Linked DNA regions of Homo sapiens: regions 2, 3, 4 and 5 are each linked to region 1. A link is a contact called in ENCODE Hi-C or POLR2A ChIA-PET data. All regions are on one chromosome and are shown on one strand. Each heading gives the region's core, a stretch centred on a gene start or an enhancer-like site at or near the end of the contact. The rest is flanking DNA. Distances are from core to core; before and after follow the strand shown.

Region 1 (5,266 bases), core at 1,856-4,355:
ATCTCCATTCTGCAGATGAGGACACCAGGCCCAGAGAGGCTAAATGACTTGCTCCAAGTCACAGAGCAAGTCGGCAGCACCTCGCTGCGTCAAATGCTTGTATGTTGGAATCCAAAGCTATTTATGGGACTTGGGGCCCAGTTGGGGCTTGTACACCCAACCCCCAAAGGTGAAGTTCTCTGTTCCTCATTCATTCCTTCATGTGCTGAGTGTTTTGCAGCAGCGGCTCAATGTCAGGCATTGGAGTAGAGACCATAGCAACCTGGCCTCCGTTTCATTCTGTTGGCAGGGCTGGCGGTCTTTCTAAATGGGATATTTGTAGAGGTTTCCATCGCCCCAGGTTCTGTAAGTCCTGATCATCAGCCCAGGGGCTGCTCCTCAGGGATGGGAGTTGGGGGTTCAGCTTCTTCTTGGGAGAATCCAGCTCTGGGTGTTTCAGGAAATTTCTGACCTGCCAGGTTTCCTAATCAGTCAGAGCTGGGGAGTGGGGGCCGAGAGAAGAGGTTTCCCGTCAGCCCAGCTTTTGTCTCTCACATGAGCCCGAGACAGACAAACCACAACCACAGACTCGACCAGCTGTGGAAGCGTCGAACAGGAAACCCAGAACATCTGGTGCTCCACTTCCTCTGAGGGCTGTGCACGTCTGGGGGGCCAGGTGCGCGTGTGCGCGTCCGCCTGTGTGCACAACTGTTTTCTCTCCTGCTGTTGGTTAGTGGGACCTGGATGCAGACAGAGCTGGAAACCACAGGTCTTGTGGTGACAAGGAAGCCAGACACTGGCTCCCCAACCCTTACAGCACGGCATCCCTCCTCAGACAGTAACCCGGGATCCGACCCAGTCTCGCAGGCCACCTGCCAGCACCCGGTCCTTGGCTAGCTTCAGGTCACCATTGAAGAAAGGGATTTATTTTCCTTTCAGATTGTGATGGTTTAGAGGCATTGTTTGGAGGTGAGGTGGGAGGGCTCTGCTTACATAGAACTTGGCCTCAGCGTACAGACCCACAAAAAGCAACCTCTGGACAAAAGCTGGGGTTTTTTTGTTTTTTGAGACAGAGTCTTGCTCTGTCAACCAGGCTGGAGTGCAACGGCGAGGTCTCGGCTCACTGCAACCTCTGCCTCCCAGGTTCAAGCGATTCTCCTGCCTTAGCCTCCCAAGTAGCTGGGATTACAGGCACGTGCCACCATGCCCGGCTATTTTTTTTGTATTTTTAATAGAGACAGGGTTTCGCCATGTTGATCAGGCTGGTCTTGAACTCCTGACCTCAGGTGATCCACCTGCTTCGGCCTCCCAAAGTGCTGGAATTACAGGCATGAACCACCGTGCCCAGTAGCCATGCAAAGTGCTTTGCTTATATTATTAACTCATTTAATCTTCATAGACAAACAGCTTTTAAAAAAAGCTGTTTTTAAAACAATTTGAGGAGCATCTGTGGATGAATGCTGAGGCCATGTGCCGGTCAGGGGGCAGTCTTCCCATTAGTGGTGGTGTTCTCTGCGTAAGGAGAAAACAGGGTTTTTAATTTTTCATTTTTCTGAAGGGAAGAATCATAAGGAAGTGGAAACAAAAGACTCCCCAAACCATAGCATGAGGTTTAACTCTCATGATACCTTAAGGAAGTAGGCATTATTATGCCCATTTCTATGAATCATGAAATAGATGTGCAGGAGGGTTCAGAAGTCACCCCAGCTCATACAGCGCCTAAGGAGCAGGGCCAAGGTTCAATTCAAACCGAATCCCAGCCTCATGCTAGATCTTAGTTCACACTTCATTCTTTCAATGAGCATTTATAATCTAAACTGTACCTAGCAAACAGGTGGGACTTCAATGTTTCTTGAATTAACCACCTAAATGTGCCATGATGTCAGAGACAGATGTCATCCTCACTGTAGCCCCCAGGTTCAGCACAGTATCCAGGAAAGAATGGGTGCTTGTAGTCCCAGCTACTCGGGAGGCTGAGGCAGGAGAATTGCTTGAACCCGGGAGGCAGAGGTTGCAGTGAGCCGAGATCTCGCCATTGCACTCCAGCCTGGTTGACAGAGCAAGACTCTGTCTCAAAAAAAAAAAAAAAAAAAAAAAGCATAGGTGCTTAATCAATGTCAGCCAATGAATACGTAAAGGAATTCTAAGTTTTAGAACAGTGATACTTTATTTTTCTTTGTTTGTTTGTTTGTTTTTGTTTCTTTTGAGCCGGAGTCTCACCGTCGGTCAGGCTGAAGTCCAGTGGTGCCAGCTCGACTCACTGCAACCTCCACCTCCCGGGTTCAAGCGATTCTCCTGCCTCAGCCTCCGGAGCAGCTGGGATTACAGGCGTGCACCACCACGCCTGGCTAATTTTTGTATTTTTAGTAGAGACGGGGTTTCACCATGTTGGCCAGGCTGGCCTCAAGTGATCCGCCCAACTCGGCCTCCCACAGTGCTGGGGTAACAGGTGTGAGCCACCACGCCTGGCCGATACTTCATTTTTCTGGAGGTCATTTACTTAGTAAGGCCAACTGGATCCTGGCTAAAAATGTGAAAGAAGACAGAAAGAGTCACGAGCAGTGAACAAAAGTCACGGGTCCTAGCACGTAAAAGCTCAAGTACTTGATTCAAAGCCGAAATTCTCAGGTCCTCAGTTGTAGCCTGGTTACCCTTACAAACACCAGTGCTAAAGAGCACGGTTACTAATCTTTCCAGGACACAAGATTTGAAAGCATCTGTTTCGAAGGGAGATGACCTGCTAGAGGAAGCTTGCGGGCAACAGCAAATTGGGAGTTCGACTAGCACTTTCAGACTGGGATGCAACGAAGAACTCGCCAGCAGAGGTAAGAGATGGGCAAGATGAAGAGAATGAACTCTGATTCTCGGATATCTGCCCGCAAGGTGGCTCCGAGAAAGCCAGCGGGAAACTGCAGCATCGCGGAGGACTTCTCTAGTTCAGGTTAAAGAGACAGCAGCCAGAGGGAGCCGACCTCAAACCCAACTCCCGACAGCAACCTTGAGGCCACCCGAGGTGGCGCATGCGCAGTGTGCGAGGTAGTGCTCTTCCTACCTGCCGACCTGCGGAGCCTTCTTACTGAGCAGGGCTTACGTCACGCAAGCGCCGCGGGTGTGTGACGTCATCTGAGAGCGCCACGCGCGGTCCCGAAAACCTGAGCACCCTCTGGCTAAGGCGTTGCTGTAGAGACGGTGCGCCAGCCCCGCCCCCGAGGCGGGATTGGAGGAAAACTGGACAGCTGACAAGGGTGACGTTTCGAAAGCGCGCGGGAGGCCGTGCTGGGACGCAGAGCCCGAAAACCTATTTGAGGGGCGTCTTGACCGAAGGTGCTAAATATCACATGTCCCCATTAAAGTAAAAATGCAAACTGCCCTAATCGGATTTCGTGTAAGGCAGGAGGGCTGGGAAGACTTAAATGTATCACTTCAGTAGTTTAGGGGTGGGAAGAAGAGTTTGGACCAGACTGGTGCCGGGATAACCTGACCTTTTTGAGCCTTAACTTCTTCTCGAAGGGATCGTTCCCATCAGCATATAAACATGTAATTTCCCCCTTCCTGAGAACCCTGTGGTGGCTCCAGCTCCCACCCCATCCCTTCGCTTTCTGAATACCGTAACTCCTTGGAAGAGTGTATATATTCTTTGTCCAGCTCTCTCCTCCCACTCTGTTGAACTCCCTCCAGCCAAACTCAGTCTCTCCCAAGTCCTCCTCTTACCTGCTCTATCAGCAATTTTTGATACAGTTTATCACCCTCTCCTCCGCAAAACTTTCTTCACTTGGCTTTTGGCAGTGCACACGCTTGTTTTTCTCCTCCATCCCTGCCCCACCTTCTCTGTTTCTTTTGCTAGCCTCTCCTCTTTTTCCTGACCTCTAAATGTATCAGTACCCCCAGCACTGGCTCCTTGGACTTCTCTTTCTTTTCGCTTAATCTCTTGATGATTTCATCGGGTTTCATGGCTTTAAAGACTATGTGCTGATGACTCCCCTCCTTATAGCTCCAGCCTGGAATTCATCCTCAAGAAAAATCCTTCTGGCTTCTCAGGCTGTAAACTTAGAGTTCTTCATCCCGTGTCAAATCTGTCAGCAGATCCTATTGGCTTTTCTTTTTTCCCCAGAATCCGGTATCCACTAACAGCATCTTAGACCAAGCCCCCATCTCTCACCTGGATTATTGTAATTGCCTAGCTGGTCCTTCCTCTGCTCCCACCCCGTCAGTCTGTGTTTACATAACAACCTCAGTAATTCTGTTAAAAGTCATATCATGTGCCTCCTCTGTGCAAAAACTACCAGGCCTCCTGTCTCAGAGTAAAAGCCAAACCTTTACCATGGCTAGAAGTGTTCCACACGGCCAGGCCTCTGTTCTAGACCTTTCCTTTCTTGTCTCCGTTCTCACTTAACACCAGCCACAGTGGCCATTCTGCCAGGCTTGCTTCTGCCTCTGGGATCCTGAACTTGCCTTTACCTCTGCCTGGAACTTGTCCTCAGTTATCCCCAGGGCTCTCTCCCTTACCTCCTCCAAGACTTGGCTCAAATGTTCCTCACTGAGAAAGGCTTTCACCAACCTCCTGGTTTTAAATTGCAAATCAGACTCCCCCAAGCCCGCATTCCCATTCCCTTCCTTTTGCTCCATTGCATTTAATGTATCACCTTCTAATAAACCGTTTAATTTAGTTCTTTATCTTATTTGATGTCCCTCTCCGCATGAAGACAGGAATTTGTTTCATCATTGCTCCATCCCCAATTCTGAGACAGAGTGCGTGGCACATGATAGGTGCTCAGTACAGGTCTGTGGAGAGAATGGGTGCATTGCAGAATCCAAGGGTTAAGGCATGGTTAGGAGCTAGAGCTTTAGAGGCTTGGGTTCCAGACTCCCTTTACCACTTAGCTGCTTTGTGGCTTTTTTTTTTTTTTTTTTTTGAGATGGAGTCTCACTCTGTGGCCTAGGCTGGAATGCAGTGGCCCCATGTGGGCTCACTGCAACCTCCGCCTCCCGGGTTCAAGAGATTCTCCTGCCTCAGCCTCCCAAGTAGCTGGGACTACAGGCGCCCACCACCACACCTGGCTAATTTTTGTATTTTTAGTAGAGACGGGGTTTTGCTATGTTGGCCAGGCTGGTCTTGAACCCCTGGTCTCAGGTGGTTCATCTGCTTTGGCCTCTCAAAGTGCTGGGATTCTTTGGGAAGCCGAGGCAAGTGGATCACCTGCGGTCAGGAGTTCGAGACCACCCTGGCTAATGTGGTGAAACCTCGTCTCTACTAAAAATACTAAAATTAATCGGGCGTGGTGGCGGG
Region 2 (5,266 bases), core at 1,351-3,850, 420 kb before region 1:
TCACCCAGGCTGGAGCAGTGCTGTGATCTTGGCTCACTGCAACCTCTGCCTCCTGAGTTCAAGTGATTCTCCTGCCTCAGCCTCCCGAGTAACTGGGATTACAGGCACACGCCACCACACCCGACTAAATTTTGTATTTTTAATAGAGACGGGGTTTCACCACGTGGTCAGGCTGCTCTAGAACTCCTGACCTCAGGTGATCCACCCGCTTTGGCTTCCCAAAGTGCTGGGATTACAGGTGTGAGCCACTGCGTCTGGCTGAGAACTTATACTGGTTTTAAAATTAAAGAAGAAAGTTCTTTCCGAGGGAAACTTTAATTGATTTATGAGCATCACTAACACTGTTCGTCGCCAGGCCTTGCTTTCCCCGCAGGCCCTGGCCTCCTGGTCATTCCCTGAATCCCCCAGCTCTTTCCCACATGGAGCTCTCTGCACTCTCTGGTGGTTAAGGACAAGTCATTGCAGAGAGGGCAGCTTGGAAAAGAAGGAAAAGAGCAAAGATCTTGGCTCTACATGACAGAATGAGCTCCTCACACATTCTTGTACTCATGTGCAATTGCGTTGCTGATATATTTTCCATTTGAAAGGGCTCAGGACAGTGCTGCCGTTCCTGCACAAGCAACAGCAAAGAGGCTGCCTCGGAGACACAGAATGCTGGTTGCTTTTTAGAGATTTTATATCATGACACACCACGTATTTTCATCACTTCCGTAGAACGTGGATAATACATACAGGCTGAGAACACTGCAAATTAAAATGATGTACTTCTTGTTTGGGTGGTCTGCTGTGTTTTAGTCTTACTGAAAAATGATTCGTAGTTTTGTTTTGTTTTTTCTTTTTTGAGACAGGGTCTCACTGTCCCCCAGGCTGGAGTACAATGGTGCGATCATGGCTCACTGCAGCCTTGACCTCCCAGGCTCAGGTGATCCTCCCACCTCAGCTTCCTGAGTAGCTGGGACTACAGGTGCACACCACCACACCCAGAAAACGTTTTGTATTTTTTGTAGAGATGGGGTCTCACCATGTTGTTCAGACTGGTCTTGAGCTCCTGGGCTCAATGGGTCCTCCTGCCTTGGCCTCCCAAAGTGCTAGGATTGCAGGAGTGAGCCACTGTGCTCAGCCTCCTTCTACCTCTCGAATGGGGTGACTTCTGGTCTTTCCTTAACCCACACCTGTTCACCGCCCATAGATGTTTTCTAATGCGGTGGCATCCTTGCATTTACGCATTGAAGCACATATTTTATTGCAAACTGTCCTCCTTGTTTCTCTTTCCCATGACAGCTGGACCATCTATCCGGTTACTTATTTGCATGTGCAGGTGTAGGTAAATGAAGCCATCTGTGACATTCACTTCAGGATGGGGCATTGCAAAGTACTTTTCCAGGCAGGATGCATGCCATCAGTGGGACTCAGAACCAACCACTTGGTGCAGCGGGCCCGGTTCAGTCAGGGGACCTCCCACCCTCCCCATGACTCCCCACCCAGGGGGCAGGAAATGAGGTCAGACCTGGAATAGGAGCACCACCGTCAGCACCAGGCAGGCAGAGCCGCAGATGCCGTAGCCGGCCAGCAGGAGGTGCCGCCGTCCCAGCCGCTCCACAAGGACAGCCTGGAGGGGAAGGGGGACAGTGAGAAGCCGCCTTGGCCTGGCGCCCACGGTTCTTGGGCCGAGCCTCCACTTCCTTTTGTGGGCCCCTCTTAGGTGCCCCTTTCTTTCTTTTGTCTTTCTTTCTTTTTTTTTAAACGGAGTTTTGCTCTTGCTGCCCAGGCTGGAGTGCAGTGGTGCGATCTCAGCTCACTGCAACCTCTGCCTCCCAGGTTCAAGTGATTCTCCTACCTCAGCTCCCAAGTAGCTGGGATTACAGGCACCTGCCACCATGCCCGGCTAAGTTTTGTATTTCTCGTAGAGACGAGGTTTCACCATGTTGGCCAGGCTGGTCTCGAACTCCTGGCCTCAAGTGATCCTCCTGCCTCGGCCTCCCAAAGTGCTGGGATTACAGGCGTGAGCCACCGTGCGTCACCTTTTAGGTGCCCCTTTCTTACCCCTGCTGCCTGCATGTGGGATGCAGGCCGCTGATTTGACATGGGTCAGACATTCATGCTCTTCACCACCACCCTTCCTTGTTCTGGTCATTCATTTCCAGACCTCCTGGATCTTGGCTCCCTGCACCCCTTGCTACCCACTAGAATAACCACATTTTCTAGTTTCTGTGTTTGATGCTTTGACATCTTGGGACCTTTATGGCCCTGGAGGGACTGCCCTTCCCACCCCACTGATAGCAAACAAACCGCTGTCTGGGAGTGAGTGCCTCTTTCATCTGCAAACCAACAATGCAGGCCCACACCCCAGGTCTTCCTTTGCTGAGCTTTCACACGCAAGGCCAGCATCACCTGCCCTAACACCCTGGGGGCCAGGGGCCAGACAGCTGGCACAGCCCCTGTGGTCCCCGACCCTGAGGAAATTATTCACACCAGCTACTCCTAAACCTGCTCGCTCTGCCTCACCCATTCCTTTCTGTGGGAACCACAGTAAAGGTTCATCCTCACACTTCCCCTTCATGCCTCTGCTTCCTGACCAACCCTGGGGCTTCCCCGCAGGCCCGGAATGGCGTGGACCGCACCCTCCTCATGGGATCTGTGAGGAACAAACTGTCTTTCCAGCAGTAGCCACCTCCTGATCTGTTGGCCTCACCATACCTGAATAAGAATAAAACCTACATTTAAAAATAGCCCCTGGGCTGGGCACAGTGGCTCACACCTGTAATCTCAGCGCTTTGGGAGGCCGAGACAGGAGGATTGATTGAGCTCAGGAGTTCGAAACCAGCCGGGTCAACATAGTAAGACCCTGTCTCTATGTTTAAAAAATAAATAAATAAAAAGAATAAGAATAAAAATAGCCCCCTCCTATTCTCTGGGGCTCCACTCGACATTGAGGCCATCTGGAATCTGGGCTCACATCATGCGGGGCCCCTCATCTCTCCACTTTTCCACCTGATGGACTGACCCCTCCACTCAGCCAGCTCCTTCTCCAACAACCAAGCCCAGGCCACACTCCCTGTGATCAGCATTCTTTCGACTTCTTCCTTCCTTTTCTACTTCTTCTTCTTCTTCTTTTTTTTTTTTTTTTTTTTTTTGGTGGAGTCTCACTCTGTCACCCAGGCTGGAGTGCTGTGGTGCAACCGTGGCTCACTGCAACCTCCGCCTCCCGGGTACAAGCAATTCTCCTGCCTCAGTCTCCCGAGTAGCTGGGATTACAGGCATGTGCTATCACGCCCGGCTAATTTTTGTATTTTCAGTACAGATGGGGTTTCACCATGTTGGCCAGGCTGGTCTCGAACTCCTGACGTCAGGTGATCCGCCCGCCTCAACCTCCCAAAGTGCAGGAATTACAGGCATGAGCCACCACACCTGGCTCCTTTTCTACTTCTAATACCATTTCCATTCTACTCCATCCCTAATGGCTGACCAGAGCCGGCCCTGTACAGCCCCTTGACTCATGTTAGCTGACTCATGTCCTCCCAACATCCCAACAGACAGACTATCACTGCCATTCAGGATGGGAGCGAAGTGCACCCCAAAAATCAGGGAAATACTGTCAATTTCCTGCTGTATGCCTGGTTCCCAGATGCTGTTCCTCCAGGGAGAGGGAAAGGGTATTTTTCTGGCTTGGGTTGCTCCAGGTAGGATGATGGTGAAGCAGGTCCTAGTTATGGTCATTTATCCCCAAGGAGGAGGACTCTGAGGATAAAGGATGGATCCTGCCCCAGGGGAAAACTGGGGATGGGGCCACAGAAATCCAGCAGGAGGAAGGGGTTGAGACTTCAGCCTGGGGACCTCTGTCCTCTTCCCTTAATTTTCCTGTCAGCCTCTCCCACTGTTTTCCTTAACTTCTCCCTCCCTGCCCTTCTAAACCTTCTGAGAGTTTACTGGAACTTAAACTAGCTCTGGGGAAAATACAAATAATAGATAACTTTCTTGAAAATGTTTACCATCACTGGCAACTCAAGAAATAGGAATCAAAATAATCAGGAGATAACTTGAAAATGGTCTAGGGAAAGGAATGCCATGATCATCTGACCCTTTTTCATGCAACATATATATCAAAGCGTAAGTAGCTCAGACTTTAAATACTAAACTCTGAAATCATGAAACTGCACCAACAAAAAGGGGTACCTGCATTTGAATACCATGTATTGCAGTCACCATAATGATTTTTACAAAGGAAGAAACTTGGATCTGAAGGTTTTTCTTTGTTGTTGTTGTTGTTTTTGAGACAGAGTCTCACTCTTGTCACCCAGGCTGGAGTGCAGTGGTGCCATCTCCCTGCTCACTGCAATCTCCACCTCCCAAGTTCAAGTGATTCTCCTGACTCGGCCTCCCAAGTAGCTGACATTACAGGTACCCACCACCATGCCCAGCTCATTTTTGTATTTTTTAATAGAGATGGGGTTTCACCATGTTGACCAGGCTGGTCTCAAACTCCTGACCTCAAGTCATCCACCTGCCTCAGTCTCCCAAAGTGCTGGGATTACAAGTGTGTGCCACCACACCTGGCTAATTTTTTTGTATTTTTAGTAGAGACTGGGTTTCATCATGTTGGCCAGGCTGGTCTCAAACTCCCTGACCTCAAGTGATCTGCTCGCCTTGGCCTTCCGAAGTGCTGGGATTACAAGTGTGAGCCGCCGCGCCCGGCCGGCTCTGAAGGAATTTTGAGTTTTCTGGTCAAAGTCATGCAGGTAGTTAGTATGTGTGCATCCTAAAGTCCATGTCCCTTAAATGACCCCAGGACCAGGGCCACCAGCACTCAGTTCACTCTGTGGGGCTCCTGTCTGCCTGGCGGCACCTGGCCAGAGACCCTCCAGCAGGAAGGATGCCTCCTGCTCACTCACCGAGGTGATGGTCATCACTATGTTGACGACGCCAGAGCCCACCGTTACATATTGGGAGTGAGCGGCCTCCACGCCCGCAGATGTGTAGATGGTGTCCGCATAGTAGTTGATCTAAACAAAAACACAGGGCTGTCAGGACAGGCCGGAAGACCCAGGACGCTGGCTTAACTTTCTCAACTCAAGCCACACACAGTTCTGCAAGCCTGGGTTGGGGACCCTGGGACAGGAAGAGGGTAGCAGGTGGTGGGAAAAAGAGGCCTGACCTGGAGTCGGGACACCAGGGTGGAGCCCGGCGCTGCCCTGGAATCCAGGGTCGCAGCTCCTCCCTCTCTGGGCCTCAGGTTTGGCGTCTATAAAATGGAAGTCAGACCATACGA
Region 3 (5,266 bases), core at 1,172-3,671, 390 kb after region 1:
GCAGTCTGTACGTAATCTAACATTAACAATGATTAAAGGTAGCTACAGCATGAACAGGAGTTCATGTCGTACTGCCTTACAGCCGTAAAAAATTCAATTAGTTGAAATGATCTCTTAAAACGAGCCCACAGAGTGTCTCCAAACTGTAAATTTACATATGAAATTCACTTGTAATATTTCAAAATGAAATTGTTTATTAGCATTTCGTGTAATTCCAAGACATTTTCTAACTTGCAACCTGAAAAAAATGCATACGAATAACTGATGTGTAAAATGTCTTTATTCCGAAGACTAAGAATCTTGAACTACTGTAACTGCACCAAGAAAAACTTAGAGAAAGCAAATTACAAATGACTCAACTAGCCAACACACCTTTCACACAAGATTTCTGTCGGTCTCAGGTAATGAAGATATTCAAAGTTGAAATGTATGCTGTTTAAGTAACCAAGGCAATTAAATAATGACTAACAAATGTAGGTGCTATTTAAGAAAGCACCAATTTTAACAAGAAATGGTATCACTGACTAAATATACTTAAACTGTTCCCAAAATACCCAATCCAAGCACATATTTTTAAAATGTGTGGGTTTTCCCCAAGAGAAGCAAAACTTTTGACATTTCTCTTGGATATATTAGAGTTTCAGACCTCCAACCCACATCTGGAAAGAACATTTCAAACTTAGCTTGATGTTACTTTTAAAAATCAAATGGCCAGCAATGAGATACTTAGTGACTAAGATCTGAATTTGACAGAGTCAACAGAATGTTAGAAATGAAATAAAAGAAGTATTCAAAGTTTATCATCCTCGATGTTTAGAAAGGAACATGGAACAAAAGATGCATTTGCCGCCTCTGCCCTTTAATTCGTGAACACCATACTTCTCTCCTTATGTCACGCCAGGGAAGGGAAAATAAGAATTTTTAAAAAGCTTGCTAAATTCAAATATGACCATTTCATCTAGATTTCTATCAATCCTCCTCCCCAAAATTTCTTTTGATTAAAAAAAAATCAGAACAACAGATTTAAGCCTACAGTAGATTCTACAGACTACACCTAGATTACTCTGCTCTAAGGCCAAGGAAAATGTTTACGATTTCAAGATCCACTCAGAAGCAAATACTGTATCTGCAATGCGTAAGCTTTTCGTTGGCAAGACCAGTCAATAGCAGAGGCATGCAAGGTTTAAAAGGTTAAGTGGATGAAGGTTAAAAGCTAATAATAAATTAGCCAAGAAATACTACTTCCCACCGAGCCATAAAATAATTTCGGTCCTACAATCCTAAAAAACCAGAGAGGTTTCTCGTTTTTGTAGAGAACATCTAACCCTCCACGGTCTAAATGACCGTCAGAAAAACAGCACCAAGGCACCAGGGGTAGCAGAGACGGAGATTTCTAACACTGGGTGAGCCCGCGGTCGCAAATCTCATCGCGATTTCACCTTTGGGTGAAAAGGTGGGAGGGAAGCACTAAGTTTCAGCCTCGGCTCCACTGGAAACAGACAACGTCTGAAGGACTCTGGGAGGAGGCGGAAAGGGGCGAAGTCGTGGTGTCCGCGGTGCAGCAACACAGAATCGGGATCTTGGAAACGGGATGCGGAGGAGTGGGCTCTTATGTAAGCACACACCAAAACTGTGCGTGCACCCCCCGCCTGATGCACATCTGAGCACACGTACACAGAGCATCTCACCCAGGGGTGCAGCCCCAGCCTGCGTGCGCCGCTGAGCAGGGCGGACTGACCCTTCGGCCCGTCTGCACGTTCCCCCAAATCAGCGCAGCCACCACCATGGGCTGCAGTGGGGGCAGCCCAGGCTCAGGAGCCCCGCCCGGGACGGAGCCTGGCTTCCCCGGGACGCCTGCAGCGCGCGCCCACAGTCTCCTGCGCCCTGGCCCCGGCTCCGCGAGCCCGACCCCCAACCCGAACCCCACGCCCTGACCCGGCTCCCTGCGCTCGGACCCGACTCCCCGCATCCCGGCTCGAATCCCGGCATCCGGCCCTACTCCCGCACCCGGACCCGAATCCCCGCACCGGGACCCGAATCCTGCACCCGGACCCGAATCCCGCACCGACCCAGCGGCCCGGCCCAGCCCCGGGGCTTACCTCGCGCGGCCCAGACCCCGCCGCCGCACAGCAGCCCGGCCAGCAGCAGCCGGGCGGCCGGGGCCAGCGCGGGAGCGGGGCGGCGCAGCATCGCCAGCCCGGGGCGGGAGCGGCAGGGAGGCGCGCGGGACGCCGAGCGGAGCTCTCGGAGCTCTCGGGGCTCTAGGGGCCTGGGGCTAGCTGCTCCGCGGCGCGGGGAGCTCCGGGGGTCCAAGGAGGAGCCGCCGCCGCCGCCGCCGTGACGCTGGGCCGCGCGCTCAGGACGCGGCGCCCTCCCCGCCTCAGAGCAGCGTCTTGCTGAAGGCAGCGGCAGCAACTAAGATGGCGGCGGCGCTCTCTCTCGGGTCCGGCGAGGGTACCCGGCCGGGGGCGGGGTGGCGGCGGGAGGGGCGGGGATGGGGAGCGACGCGAGGCGCGCGCGCGGCGGACCCTGGGAGCGCGCGGGCCCGGGAGGGGCGGGGGAGAGGAGCGGAGGGAGCGCGCGCGGCGGACCCGGCAGCGGGCGCGCGCCTCCGAGCCCGTCGGCCCCGCCTGGAGCGCGCGCCCGCGGGGACGCGCCTGGGGTGGGTTCCGAGCGGCCGGGAGGGGCCCGGGGGACTGTATCCCTTTCCCTGGCCGCAGATGGAGAGCCTCAACTCCGCGTCCCTACGCGCGCTCCCGGGCTCCTAAGGCCGGGTGAGCGGTACCCGGGGACCCGCTCCTCCTTCTCCACCCCGAGGACTCATCCTTCCCACCCGCTCCGCCGAGGAGCGCAGACCCCGGCGGAGCAGTGCGGCCCAGGACCCTTGTCACTTCGGGCAGGTCGCGTCGCCCCCCAGAACCTCGGGGTCCTCGTCTCCCCAGTAGAGGTGTTGAGAGGGGTCACGAAAGGGGGTCCAGGAGACGAGGTCAGCGAAACGCGCCTGGTAAACAGTTAAGGGCCGCGCAGCACTACCCACACCGGCTCCCGCCCCGGGACCTGCCCCCGGGGAGTCTGTCCTGAATTCACTGAAGGAATCTATTTGTGACTTTCAAAAGGCGGCTGGTGTGCGCGCTCTTTCTCAGTGACATGGTGCGATGCTGGTTCTTAGAAATGCGGAGGTCCGAATGGATAGAGAGGACAGAGAAGCCCTCCCCCTCTACCGTGGATCCCTACAGGGATCTTGGGGTCCTCCCAATTTCCCAGCGTCCAGCGGCCCCCTCCTCCTCGCCTCTGGACCCCTGGCACCCCCCCGCAGTGGAGGAAAGGCCTGGAACAGCCGTGGATGGGCGTGTGTGCAGGCACTGTACCCTATGAGACACTACTGGCTCCATTTTGCAGATAAGGAAACTAAGTCAGAAAGGTGAAATGACTTCCCCCGTTGGGACAACTATTGTAAAAAGAATCAGCCCTCAAGGACAGGATGTTCGCATTAGGGGGACACCAACAGCAAAAAGTGGAACCCTAAAATGTTCATTTTTCGAGACCGCTGGAGGAGCTATCCATGAATGTCACTGCTCCAGGTGGGGGTGGAGGAGGCTGGCAGCACTGGAGGCTGGGTGGAGACTGGTTTGTGGGGCGCAGAGGACTTATTTAGGAGACTAGTGGGCAAAGAGCCCAAAAACGTAGACTGAGGTCAGATTGGGGGAATGGACTTGATCCTACAGTCAACAGGAAGACCTGGAACGGCTGGGAACAGCGGTGTGATGTGACCTGGGGAAGGCTTCAAAAGCAATCTGGAATCCAACTCCCTGAGCCGTGTTCCCCGTAAGCGTCCTGCACCAAAGCCTACAGATTCCATCTTGTTAATGTCTCTCCTTCCTTCCCCTGCTCCCCCTCCCCTGCGTGGAGGAAGACCGGACTCTCCTTGGCTGGACCCTTCCCAAAGCACCTGCCTGGCCCGGGCAGGCTCCAAGCCACACCCACCACTCCTTCCAGCCAAGGCTTTGAGTCATCCTCTCCCCTGGTGACGGGTGTTGCCATTGCTTCTGCCCCTCCTGGAGTTATAAACTCAGTGAGTGCCTCCCTGCTGCCACCTCGTCAGGTCCAGACATCTCTGCTGGGCTTCCCATCCTCCACCCAGCTGACCTCAGGGCATGCTGTCTGCCACTGTCTCTTCTTATTCATTCCCCTCCCAGGGCCAACATCACACTTCCTCCTCCACCCATACCCAAGCCTCAGGTCCTTACAAGGAGCTTCTGGGCTGTCTCCTTCAGGAAGTCCTCCTGCCAGCCCTCCCTCTCCAGCCCCGAGCTGCTCTAACCAAACAGTTCAGCTTTATAATCTGCTGCCTGTGCTGTCGACTGACTAATCCATCAGTGTCCTTTTCTCCTCCCCACTGTATTCTAGTGGGAAGGACCCAGATGGTCTAGTCAGACGGGACTGGACTTCAGTGCTGGCCTCTGCAAATGCAAACGACCTTGGCCAGGTTATGGAACTTTCAGAATCTCCTCACCTGCGAAATGGAACAATATGTACTTCTTAGAGTTGTGAGAATTAAATGAAATGATGCCACATAGATCTAGAAATACCAGGCTTTATGTGGCAAATAAATGAAAGTGCCACATAGAGCCTGGTGTTTCTAGATACATGAGTTTCTTTTTCCCTTCAAGAAGAAGGCTTCTGTGCTTCTAGTATACCAGCGATCAGAGTAGGTACTCAATAAATAGTGATGAACTCAATGAATTGCTGAGTTAGGTTTTATTATTATGGAGCTCACATCTCAGAGGGTGAAAAAAGATGTACCCTGTAGATTTCCAGGGACCTTCGAGATTTGCAAAACATAAAATCGGAAAGGTATAATCTCAGAACTATGTTTTCAGTCCATAGACTGATGATGCCAAAAGGGGAAATTTAATGTGTTCAGTTCTATTAAAAACACAAACAAAAGCTCTTCAGTGTCTGGAATCCTGATCCCTTTATCTTCTCACCCTTACTGTCCCTTAAAGAAACAGAGATAGGTCAAAAAGATCCAGCGTCAGGTGGGGCAGATAGACGGCTTGGTGAGCTCAGTGCAACCTGCACCTGCTGGGATTTCACCCACATGAGAGTGAGTCCAGCTTGAAAGTCTCGGAAACGGGGGAACCAGTAAACTCAGTTTCTGCTCTGCCTGACAATAGCCTCAGCCACATTGGCACATTTCAAAGGTTTCCCCCATGATGGATTAGTTAATCCTCCAAATGGCCCTGAGACAGGGATCGATTCAGGC
Region 4 (5,266 bases), core at 778-3,277, 360 kb before region 1:
TCTAACACTTTCTTAGTTGTAAGACAAACAAGATGACCCAAGCGAAGGGGCTGAGTAGACTCCAAAGCAGTGCCTCTCAGTTGAGGGCTGGGAGTGGATTCTGCCCTCTCGGGGACATCGGTTGTCACTCCTGGGGGAGGGAGCTACTGCGTCTAGAAGGTAGAGCCAGGGACGCGGCTAAACATCTTATAACACACAAGACAGCCCCTACAACGAAGCGTTAGCCAGTGCCAAATGGAAATCACGCGGAGGTGGAGAAACCAGCCTAAAGAATGATTGAAAAGTAGTAACATTTACGATGGCCGGGCGCGGTGGCTCACACCTGTAACCCCAGCACTTTGGGAGGCCGAGGCGGGCGGATCACCTGAGGTCAGGAGTTCTAGACCAGCCTGGCCAACATGGTGAAACCCCATCTCTACTAAAAATACAAAAATTAGCCGGGTGTGGTGGTGCATGCCTGTAATCCCAGCTACTTGGGAGGCTGAGGTGGGAGGATCGCTTGAGCCCAGAAGGTGGAGGTTGCAGTGAACCTTGATCGCACCACTGTACTTCAGCCTGGGTGACAGAGCAAGACTCTGTGTCAAAAAAAAAAAAAAAAAAAAGCGAGAGAGAGAGAAAGAAAAGTAGTAACATTTACGGGGAACTCACTCTGTGCCAGGTACTTTACATGCATTATCTCATTTAATTGCTCCAGCACCCTATGAGGCGGTATGGTTATTACTCCCATTTTACAAATGAGAAAACTGAGGCACTGAAGAGTTAAAGAACTTACCCAAGTCCCACAGCTAGAATAGGATGGAGCAGGAATGAATCCTGGGGGCTTCTACTTCCCAGGCCCACTCTTTTTTTTTTTTTTTTTTTGAGATGAAGTTTCGCTCTTGTTGACCAGGCTGGAGTGCAATGGCGTGATCTCAGCTCATTGCAGCCTCTGTTTCCCAGGTTCAAGTGATTCTCCTGCCTCAGCCTCCTGAGTAGCTGGGATTACAGGCACCTGCCACCACGCCTGGCTAATTTTTGTATTTTTAGTAGAGATGGGGTTTCACCATGTTGGCCAGGCTGGTCTCGAACTGCTGACCTCAGGTGATCCACCCACCTCAGCCTCCCAAGACCCACTCTTAATCTATGTGCTACAGAGCATGTTTCCAGTCTGCCTATGGTGAGGGTCTCACATCCATGCCTGAACAAATGCTGTTTTGCAAAAATGTGCACTATCCTTCCTCCACTCCAAATATAAGCAGATGCTATTGTGATGAATAAATGCAAATTCTTATAAAGTGTTAATAAGTCAGTGTTACTTTTCTGACATTATGCATTTTCCTCAATCAAGGGAATCTAGAAAGTAAACTGCAATTACGTTGCAGGAGTCCATGAAAATCTTTCCTCTCTAAAACAAGGGAGCCTCAGGATCTAAAAGGCAGGAAACCTACGTGACAGATCTGAACTAAATTCAAATCAAGCAACGCCTTTTCTGAGTTTATCTTGCTTTCATGCAGCTCAGCTATGTTACTTGCTGAAAAAATTAACTGCCCTGAAGCCAAAAGCAAAACGAAAGCAGAGCGAAACATCTCACCAACCATAGAAGGATTTTGCAGCTAACATGTTTGGTTCAAGTTGGGACAAATGAATCCTTTGGGTCTCTTCCATTCAGTTACAGATCCTGCTGTTAAAGGCTGTTCCAGTAGAATGATTTCCACAGAGCACTTGTCTCTAAACCTCTCTCCTCCCTATAAAAGACCACCTGCTGGACAAGACTTTCCCCCTCTCCCCACCATAATCCCTCCCAACACAGAGTTCCCTCTGCAACACCAGGAGCCCCCCAGCGACTCTCCAGGAAGGCTGCACAGGCCCTGGCAGCCAAGCCTGCTCTTGGCCCCTTTCCCTGAGCAACACACTCACCCCTTCCTTCATGCTCTGATCCTGTTGCTCCATGCTTGCTCTGGAAGGGCAGAGTGCCGCTCACCTCCTTTTAGCCAAAGTAACGCGTGCACTGAATGGAGAGAGAAGACATTCTGGGTGCACTTTGGCCATGCCAAATAACAGCCAATAGCATTTTTATAGCCAGATTAAGTCAGAATAACCCTTTCAGGAACCTGGTCTTCCTTTCACTTCTGCTTTTAAATGAAACGTCTGGGGTTTGGCTAAGTAAGTGGGTGCCCCCTGGGGACTGCAGGCCCAGCATTGTCCTGATGGAACAGTCTACGGTATTTCCCCATTGCTAAAGTCTCTACCAGTCAGGCTCATGGTGAATGACTGGAAGGGTTATTTCTGTCAGGAACGCATGGCAAACAACAGCTGTCCTCCACCCTACATGACACCAGGTAATCTGAGGGCAACAGATTGGGCCACTAGAGACCTCAAAGATGCTCTCCCTGCCAGGAAAACTACAGTCAAGTGTCTCTTGGTGGAGAGTCAGTTTTGCCCAAGTCACCGTGTAATACTGTTTGGGGAAAGTTTCTCATTTTCTGTTTTTTTTTTTTTTTTTTTTTTTTTTTGAGACGGAGTTTCGCTCTTGTCCCAGGCTGGAGTGCAGTGGCATGATCTCAGCTCACTACAACCTCCGCCTCCCGAGTTCAAGCGATTCTCCTGCTTCCACCTCCTGAGTAGCTGGGATTACAGGCGTGCACTACCACGCTCGGCTAATTTTTATATTTTTAGTAGACACGGGGTTTTGCCATGTTGGCCAGGCTGGTCTCGAACTCCTGACCTCAAGTGATCCACCCTCCTTGGCCTCCCAAAGTGCTGGGATTACAGGCGTGAGCCATCGTGTCCGGCCTCTTATTTTCCATTTTAAGGAGCTCAGAATGACCTAGGGATGTTACTTTCTGTGTATTCATCACTACTGGGAAGGTGGTAAATACCTCGAACCCCTTTCCAGGCAGGGCAGGGAAAATGAGTCACACCTGCTGGTCCGGGTCCGGCCATCTCAAGGCCAGGCCACTGTCAGCCCCCCATGTTTGGCACTCATTCAGCTGCCACAGGGCACACCAGCGCAAGTGGCCAAAATCCAAAGTCTCACAAGTCCCACAGGTTTTCATCTTTACAGAACATACTCCCAGTTCTATTTGCTGTGGCGTAAATCCAGTTACTTTAGTGATTGATTCTGAATCTCATGCATCTTTAAACAAGCAGAGACTGGGAGCCTGTGTTAGGCACTGTTCCTTGCATTAGCAGCAAATCCCCAGGGTTGCTCAGGGTGGGAGACTGTGAGAAGCCTAGCAGCGTGGCCGTCTGTGTGTGTGTGTGTGTTGGGGGGTCGGGGGGGTCCCTATTCACAAGGGAGAACTCAGCATTCCCTTTCACCAGCTACTGCCTGTCTTTTTCTTCTGCGTATCACTGTCCTAGCACACTGACTTGTGACTAACGCATAGCAAGACCAGAGGTTTCCAATTATTTCAAAGATCTAGAAAAAGTTTCCAAAGAAAATGCACTTTAATTGCAGGGGTAGGGTGGGGAGAGGAAATCAACGATGGGGGAGTGAGGAGACGGGTACAGGTGTGCAATCCAACACAAAGAAGAATCCGGCCGGGCGCGGTGGCTCACGCCTGTAATCCCAGCACCTGGGGAAGCCAAGGTGGGTGGATCACCTGAGGTCAGGAGTTCGAGACCAGTCTGACCAACATGGTGAAACCCTGTCTTTACCGAAAATACAAAAATTAGCCAGGCATGGTGGCAGACGCCTGTAATCCCAGCTACTTGGGAGGCTGAGGCAGGAGAATAGCTGGAACCCGGGAGGCGGAGGTTGCAGCGCACCTAGATCACACCACTGCACTCCAGCCTGGGCGACAGAGCGAGACTCATCTCCGTCCCCCATCCTCCCCCCAAAAATAATCGTCCAAAGTTTGTAGTCATCAGTCATGTCAAGTGCATGACACCTGCTTCTATCTAGGCCCAGATCTTCCACTTCTCCCTGCCTTTGGGCGAGGGGGTAACTAAAACCGGGGGTCGCTGGGGGGGACGCGGACACTCCCAGTCCCCGCCTTGACGGCCCAGCCCGGGGAAGCGGGGACAGTGAGCCAGGCCCTCAGGCCCAGAGGGGATCATCCCGGGAGCTGCGGGCCGCAGTACCCGGTTCCTGCCAGTGACAGGGCGTCGCAAGCACAGCCATGGCGTCACCAACGCTCGACCCGTGCTTCCGCCCTGGAGGGAGCCGAGCGCGGGGACGGGGGCGTGGCGGGAGGCCGTCATGACGCCAGGCTGCGGGCCGCTCAGCCAGTCCCTCTGCCTGGCGGGCCTGCGGGCTCCGGGTGGGTCCTGTCCCTGCCCAGGACCCCTCTGCCTCAGCCCGGATCCCCCTCGGCCTCTGCCTCAGCCCGGGTCCCCCTCGGCCTCTGCCTCAGCCCGGGTCCCCCTCAGCCTCGGTCCCCCTCTGCCTCAGCCCAGATCCCCCCCAGCCTCAGCCCGGGTTCCCCTCCGCCTTTGCCCGAGTCCCCCTCAGCCTCACCCGGGTCCCCTTCAGCTTCTGCCAGAGTCCCCCTCAGCCTCGCCCGGGTCCTGCTTCTGGCCAGGGACCCCCCAACCTTCGTGGCGGGCGGACCAGCCTCCAGGCCCCTGCCTCAGGCCGCCATGAGGCCGAGGCCTGCAGGCTCCGCGAGCAGGGCGGGGTGGGAGACTGTGAGAAGCCTAGTGGCTCAAAGATGGAGGAGGGGGATGGCAGCGGTGAGGTGGGACTGGGGGGAGGGGAGTGGTCCTGGCAAACCTGAGGCAAGAGGATCGCTTGAGCCCAGGAATTCGATCATGCCACTGCACTCCAGCCTAGGTGACAGAGCAAGACCCTGTCCCTAGAAATAAAAAAAATTAAAAATTAAAGTTCCATCTGGATGTCCAGAGGTGAACTGATGAGGGGACAAGAGACCGCTGGATTTGGAAGTGGGGAGAAGGAGCAGTGGAAGGTCTTTGCCGTAGCCCAGGTGAAAGAACAATGTGACTTGGACCAGCATGGGGATGGAGAAGACAGAAGTAGATACACTTGAGGGATATTTAGGATGGAAAATTGACAATCACTTGGTGATAGGATGGGGGAGAGGAAATAGGAGCGTTTCTGTTACTGTTATAATAAAACACAACTAGGCCAGGCGTGGTAGCCTGTAAACCCAGCACTTTGGGAGGCTGGGGCAAGTGGATCACTTGAGGTCAGAAGTTCGAGACCAGCCTGGCCAACATGGTGAAACCCCGTTTCTACTAAAAATGCCAAAAAAAAAAAAAAAATTAGCCGGTCGTGGTGGTGTGCGCCTGTAATTCCAACTACTTGGGAGGCTGAAGTAGGAGA
Region 5 (5,266 bases), core at 1,913-4,412, 270 kb before region 1:
AGGCTGGTCTTGAACTCCTGACCTCAGGTGATCTGTCCACCTTGGCCTCCCAAAGTGCTGGGATTACAGGCATGAGCCACTGTGCCTGGTGAGAATTTCTTAAAAAAAAAAAAAAATATATATATATATACACACACACACACATACACACACACATATATATATACACACACACATATATATACACACACATATATATATATTTGAGGAGTAAGGGTTATTGTTTTACCCCAAATCAGTTTAAAATCTGAGTAAATTTAAATTTTTGGATGTAGCACATGCTGTTGGTTGCCTGTCCCAAATCCACGCCCCCTCTTCTCCCTGCTCATAGACCCTGATTTGGTCTGGGCAACCCACCCTCCTCCCCTGGCCACGTGCCTCATGAAGTCCTCGAGGTCATCCCTTCCTTTGCCACTGATTGGTTTGGGGCTGAGCACAAGACCCAATTCTGGCCAATGAGGTGTGTGAGAAAGTCAGCATGGGCTTTGGGAAAGGCTTCCTCACTCATGAGGAGACCCCGGGAGGAGCCCAATGGGAGAGGAACTGGCAGGCAATGAAGCCAGTGGGGTGAGGGCAGCAGAGCAGAGATACGGAGGGAACCAAAGTCCTTGACATTACTGAGCGCCTGGATGTCACCTGTCCTGAAGCTGCCCTACCTCTGGACTACTTGGTTTATTACTTTTTTTATTTTTGAGACAGTGCATTGCTCTTTTGCCTAGGTTGGAGTGCAGTGGCACAATCCCAGCTCACTGCAGCCTCCACCTCCTGGGGTCAAGCGATTCTCCCACCTCAGCCTCCTGAGTAGCTGGGACCACAGGTGCATGCCACCACACCTGGCTAGTTTTTTTGTTTTGGTTTGGTTTGGTTTGTTTGTAGAGATACCCCACATCTGCCTGTTTGCCCAGGCTGGTCTCGAACTCCTGGGCTCAAGGGATCCTCCTGCTTCAGCCTCCCAAAGTGTTAGGATTATGGGCGTGATCCACTGCACCTAGCCTTAAAAAATGTTTACTGTTCTGATTAAGTCATTTTAAGTAAGGTTTTCTCTTACTTGCAGCTGAAGGAATCCTAACTGGTATATTCCATAGTCTAAGCAACTGTGTCATCATCAATTACCTTGGAATTTTTTTTGTAAAAAAGCAAATCACTTAACAAACAGCATCTCTGTCACAAAGGGTTCGGTAACAGCAAAAACTGCTCCCCTGTCCTGTCCCTGCAAAGAATGCCATGCAACGGGGGTTTCAGACAAGCATTGTATCTGCTCTTACCCCTCCCCTTCCCAGTAAAATGTTTGGGTGATGTTCCATGGCAGGGAAACAGATAGAAGAAGGCACAGCCTGGTTCAAGGAAGAGGGCAAATGCGTTTTCAACGATGCCAAACTGGGCAAAACTAGTCCTAGTTTCAGGTGGGGTGTCCTGGGCTTGTTCTTCACTGAAACAGACCTGGGCTCCTTTTCTTCCTGTCCTCAGGCCAGAAATCCCCCATCAATTTGTCTAAGGGAACCATCACTGGCCAAGATACAGAGGGGGCAAGAACACAGGAGACCGAGTCTTCTTACCAGGAGAGGTGATTTCAAAACTCCAAACAATCTCCAAGTAAAATCCAGCCCCAGTAAGGGCCTGTAGCATAAATTTGAATTTTGGAGGGAGTCCAGCCCTCCACGTGTTTCTCTGATAGGAACTGGGAGAGCTTCCCCCATACAGCCAAGTCCTGTCGCGGAGCAGTCCCCCGACCACCCTGTCTCTGCCCCAACCCCTCCTTATGGAGGCAAACAGGCCACCAAACTACAGCCTCCCACGGTGTTCCATCAGCAGTCACAGGAAAACCCTCATGGCTTCTGGGCTTTGCCTCCCCAATATGCCACCCAGCACCCAGGCTCCATAAGAAATCTGCTTTCAGAATCAAAGACCTGAAAATTAGAAATGCTTTTCTAATGCCGAGGCCAAATTTCCTCCACACAAAACACCACAAATCCCTCTCCAAACAATTCGCGATTGCCCCCCAATCTCAATGGCCTTTTTCTCGGGTTGTAAATGTTCCCTAAAGTTGTCAGTGAATTAAACCAGAAAAAAAAAGAAAGAAAGAAAAAAAAAAAAGAAAGAAAAGGGTGGGTTACCTGCTCTGTGGGCCAAAGAAGGACCTTGGATTGATCGGATGTCAGCTCTGGTCCTGCAGCTTCCCCAGCCTGGCTCCACCTGTCTGACCTGTTGGGCTCGCTGCCGCCTCTGGGCCTGGCACAGCCGCAGGGAGCGGGGCTCGCTGCCAGCACCCAGGCCCCTCCATAGGTGTGCATTCACCTGCCAAGAGGTGCAGGCGCACAAGTGCCCTCCCCTCTCTGCTCCCACCATGTGACCTGCCCCCCAGCCGGACAGGCACTGGAGCATCTCCCTCGGTGTCACTGGAATTTCAAACCTGAAGCTGGCAGAGAGAAAGAAGAAAGGGAAGAAGAAGAGGGGAGGGGGACAGAGGAAAAATCCTGGCCCCCACAACTAACCAACAGTCCTTCCGTGATGTCGTGGAGGTCAGGCCAGGTGGGGCCAGCAGCCCCGTCACGGTGATCGTCAGGGTCAAATTCCAGGGCTGCTCTTTCCCCCTGGGTGGCTATTTTGGGAAAGCAGCTTTTCTCCAGCAGTGGACAGACTAGCTACTATGGACGCTGGAATCCAGAAGACTCAGAGCTCTGCCAGGGCCCAGCACAGGTAAAGGCACGGAGGACAGCCCTGGGAGCAAAGAGACAGTTTGCCCTCAGGTGCCCCTGAACTCCGCTCTGAGCACACACAATCCCACGGGTCCCTCCTGTCCCTACCCTTCAATAAGGATCACCCAGCACTTGGGGTCCTATCTGGCTTGGAAGAGGACGTGGGGCTTGAGGTATTACCCAAGGTGTTGAGGGGGTACAGCTGGAGGGGCAGGTGGCATCAGGTCTAGCGGCAAGGCCACTATTTTCCTGCCCTCCAGGACTGAGAGCCCTTAGCAGCCAGATTTGGCTTCTCTTCCCTTTCACTCCCTGGCCCCTGATGCCCGTCAAGCTCAAGTCGATACTGAACAACTGAGTACACAGCACAGCCTGGGTGTGAGGTCAGACTCTGTGCCTGGGATTGGGGCGGGTCAGGCATCTGACTCTGAGTTTCAACCACTGCTCAAGTTCAATCATGTGCTTCTAAGCTGCCAATCAAGCCAAACCTCTGGGAGTCACTGAAGAATAGAAACCGCAAGGCCAAGAGGAGGGTTGTGGTGCCCTGTGGTCTTGATAACTTGGGTTTTGAATGCAGGGTGGATGTTAAGATATAAAGCCCTTCCTAGGAAACCAGAAGACATCCTCCTAAGGAGGCAACAAAGCAGGGCAAGGCCCAGGAGAGGACCTGTGATGGAATTCAGACAGAGCCCAACCTCCCAGGGTACAGCCTTGTTCACGGGGCGCGGGAGGAGAAGGCTAACTGCTGCTGAGTGTGGCCAGGCAGGTCTTCAGCTACTGACATCAGGGCTGTGTCCACCCCTCAGAGCAGCACTGAGCTTGAAAGTGAAGCCCTGGCCGAGCGCGGTCGCTCACGCCTGTAATCCCAGCACTTTGGGAGGCCGAGGAGGGCAGATCACCTGAGGTGAGGAGTTCAAGACTGGCCTGACCAACATGGAGAAACCCCGTCTCTACTTAAAAAAAAAAAAAAAAAAAAAAACAAAAAAGTGAGGCTCTCTCTCAAAGCCAGCCCTTGCTCTGCTGCCCCAAGAGGGTCCTGCAAACACACGGGCCTTGTCCAAGGGGCCTGATGTGCAGGAGAGGGGCAGGGCCCAGGGCAGTGACCCCGAAGGGCTCCATCCTCGGACCTGACTCCTCCTTGCTCATAAACAACCAGGCCTTTGCCTTCCTCCCACACCAGTCCCCGGGTCAAAGGCCTTAAGAAAATCCCCGGTGCACTAGCCAACTCAGACCGCCCTGGCCCTTAGATCATCCGCTAGTCACTGGGCTGAGACCCAAAGGAGAGGGAAATATTTGGCGATTTCAGGGAACTGAACAGCAAAGGTGTTCACAATCAGACCACCAGCAGGAGTGCGGCACGCCCCTTAAACACTCTAAGGAAGTATTTACCAAGGCTGCTAAAAAAGAAGTTGAGGATTTCTGCCTCTGATTTAGTAGAAAATAATCTTTGAAATTTACATACAAAGTCCCATGATAAGTCATTTGGGATCCCCCAGAGGAGGAAGGCTGCTTGCGGTTAGACTGGGTGAGTCAACGAAACAAACAAATGGGCCCGATGAGGTCAGCTTTTTGGAAAAGGAACAAAGAAAACTGCACCCAAATGAGAGGCAGCTTACAATGGTGAAGCAGTGGTCACAGAAAATCCATTTCCAAAGCCTCTAATCCAGCAGTTTGGGGGATGATTTTGTCACCCAGGGGACATTTGGCAATATCTAAAGACATTTTTGGGGCCGGGTGTGGTGGCTCATGCCTGTAATCCCAGCACTTTGGGAGGCCGAGGCGGGCAGATCACTTGAGGTCAGGAGTTCGAGACCAGCCTGGCCAACATGACAAGACCCTATCTCCACTAAAAATGCAAAACTTAACTGGGCATGGTGGCACACACCTGTAATCCCAACTACTTGGGAGGCTGAAGCAGGAGAATCACTTGAGACTGGGAGGTGGAGGTTGCAGTGAGCCAAGATCGCATCACTGCACTCCAGCCTGGGTGACAGAGCAAGACTCTGTCTCAAAAAAAAAAAGAAGAAAAAAACCCAGACGTTTTTGATTATCACAATTGAAGGGTAGGGAGTGCTCCTGGCTTCTAGTGGGTAGAAGCCAGGAATGCCGCTAAACATCCTACAGTGCACAGGGCAGCCCCCACCACAAAAAATCATCTGGCCCCAAATGTCTGTAGCACTGCCACTGAAAAACTGTTCTCATCCACCGAGAACTCTCTCTCTCTTCCTTGCAAGTCCTGGGCAAAAGGTTGTTTTTAGTAGCCCAGAGGGCCATGGTGGTGACAGCTCCTCCCTGGGTGATGCCAGGCTTCAGGGGGTCAGCATCTTTGGAGGGTCCTCTAGGCATAGACCCCAGCTTGGGCAAGCCACTTGGCTGCCCCTGCATGGGTGACCCTGCCTGACTGCCCCTGGCTGCAACAGCCCCTTGCCGAGGCTTCTAGACCCTCAGAACCTCCCCCCTGCTGCTCTGGCTCTCAAGGTCCCACAGTAAAGCCACAGGAATGAGAAGGAGCGATGACAGTTCTCATCATCCCGTCATCGTCACAGCAGACTGGTAGGTGCTTTACAGGTGAC

Evidence for each region. A loop is a pair of places that touch in the nucleus more often than their neighbours do. ChIA-PET counts read pairs that join two places held with the same protein, here RNA polymerase II (POLR2A). Pooled maps may share reads with other maps.
Region 2: a loop to region 1 is called in a pooled map, with 5 times the contacts of the local background. The contact joins the enhancer-like site here to the promoter of LINC02606 in region 1. A Hi-C loop is called at or near these places in 2 of 37 single-sample maps with no recorded cell type and 4 of 50 pooled maps.
Region 3: a loop to region 1 is called in a map of dorsolateral prefrontal cortex, with 3 times the contacts of the local background. The contact joins the promoter of CLSTN1 here to the promoter of LINC02606 in region 1. A Hi-C loop is called at or near these places in 1 of 168 maps with a recorded cell type or tissue (dorsolateral prefrontal cortex), 1 of 37 single-sample maps with no recorded cell type and 9 of 50 pooled maps. POLR2A ChIA-PET finds 5 or more read pairs at or near these places in 1 of 52 experiments (PC-9).
Region 4: a loop to region 1 is called in a map of gastrocnemius medialis, with 1.8 times the contacts of the local background. The contact joins the promoter of SLC2A5 here to the promoter of LINC02606 in region 1. A Hi-C loop is called at or near these places in 2 of 168 maps with a recorded cell type or tissue (GM12878 and gastrocnemius medialis), 23 of 37 single-sample maps with no recorded cell type and 5 of 50 pooled maps. POLR2A ChIA-PET finds 5 or more read pairs at or near these places in 2 of 52 experiments (OCI-LY7 and activated B cell).
Region 5: a pooled map shows a loop between it and region 1 (4-fold over the local background). The contact joins the enhancer-like site here to the promoter of LINC02606 in region 1. A Hi-C loop is called at or near these places in 5 of 37 single-sample maps with no recorded cell type and 4 of 50 pooled maps. POLR2A ChIA-PET finds 5 or more read pairs at or near these places in 3 of 52 experiments (WTC11 and activated T-cell).

Annotation. Positions count from the first base shown.
Region 1 is chr1:9,425,891-9,431,156 of GRCh38, forward strand. It overlaps LINC02606 (long intergenic non-protein coding RNA 2606), which reads right to left and starts at 3,106. Exons shown (of 2, transcript NR_104622.2): 1 at 3,032-3,106; 2 at 1-1,491. RefSeq lists enhancers at 404-453, 1,839-2,473, 2,972-3,201, 3,262-3,351.
Region 2 is chr1:9,008,636-9,013,901 of GRCh38, forward strand. It overlaps SLC2A7 (solute carrier family 2 member 7), which reads right to left. Exons shown (of 12, transcript NM_207420.3): 8 at 4,890-5,000; 9 at 1,508-1,609. Among named protein-coding and RNA genes, the nearest start is that of SLC2A7, 15 kb to the right of the region's middle. RefSeq lists an enhancer at 1-123 and a silencer at 2,380-2,439. Within about 2 kb of position 2,601, at least 5 of the 41 ENCODE cell types and tissues checked have a DNase peak (open chromatin) inside an H3K27ac peak, as active enhancers do.
Region 3 is chr1:9,821,544-9,826,809 of GRCh38, forward strand. It overlaps CLSTN1 (calsyntenin 1), which reads right to left and starts at 2,422. Exons shown (of 19, transcript NM_001009566.3): 1 at 2,100-2,422. The coding sequence starts at 2,190. RefSeq lists silencers at 2,144-2,223, 2,234-2,383, 2,554-2,603, 2,624-2,683 and enhancers at 2,296-3,012, 4,073-4,132.
Region 4 is chr1:9,067,608-9,072,873 of GRCh38, forward strand. It overlaps SLC2A5 (solute carrier family 2 member 5), which reads right to left and starts at 2,028. Exons shown (of 12, transcript NM_003039.3): 1 at 1,897-2,028. The coding sequence starts at 1,929.
Region 5 is chr1:9,159,893-9,165,158 of GRCh38, forward strand. The region is part of intron 1 of MIR34AHG (MIR34A host gene); the gene reads right to left. Among named protein-coding and RNA genes, the nearest start is that of MIR34A, 11 kb to the left of the region's middle. RefSeq lists silencers at 2,813-2,882, 3,033-3,102, 4,873-4,922 and an enhancer at 4,033-4,362. Within about 2 kb of position 3,163, at least 31 of the 41 ENCODE cell types and tissues checked have a DNase peak (open chromatin) inside an H3K27ac peak, as active enhancers do.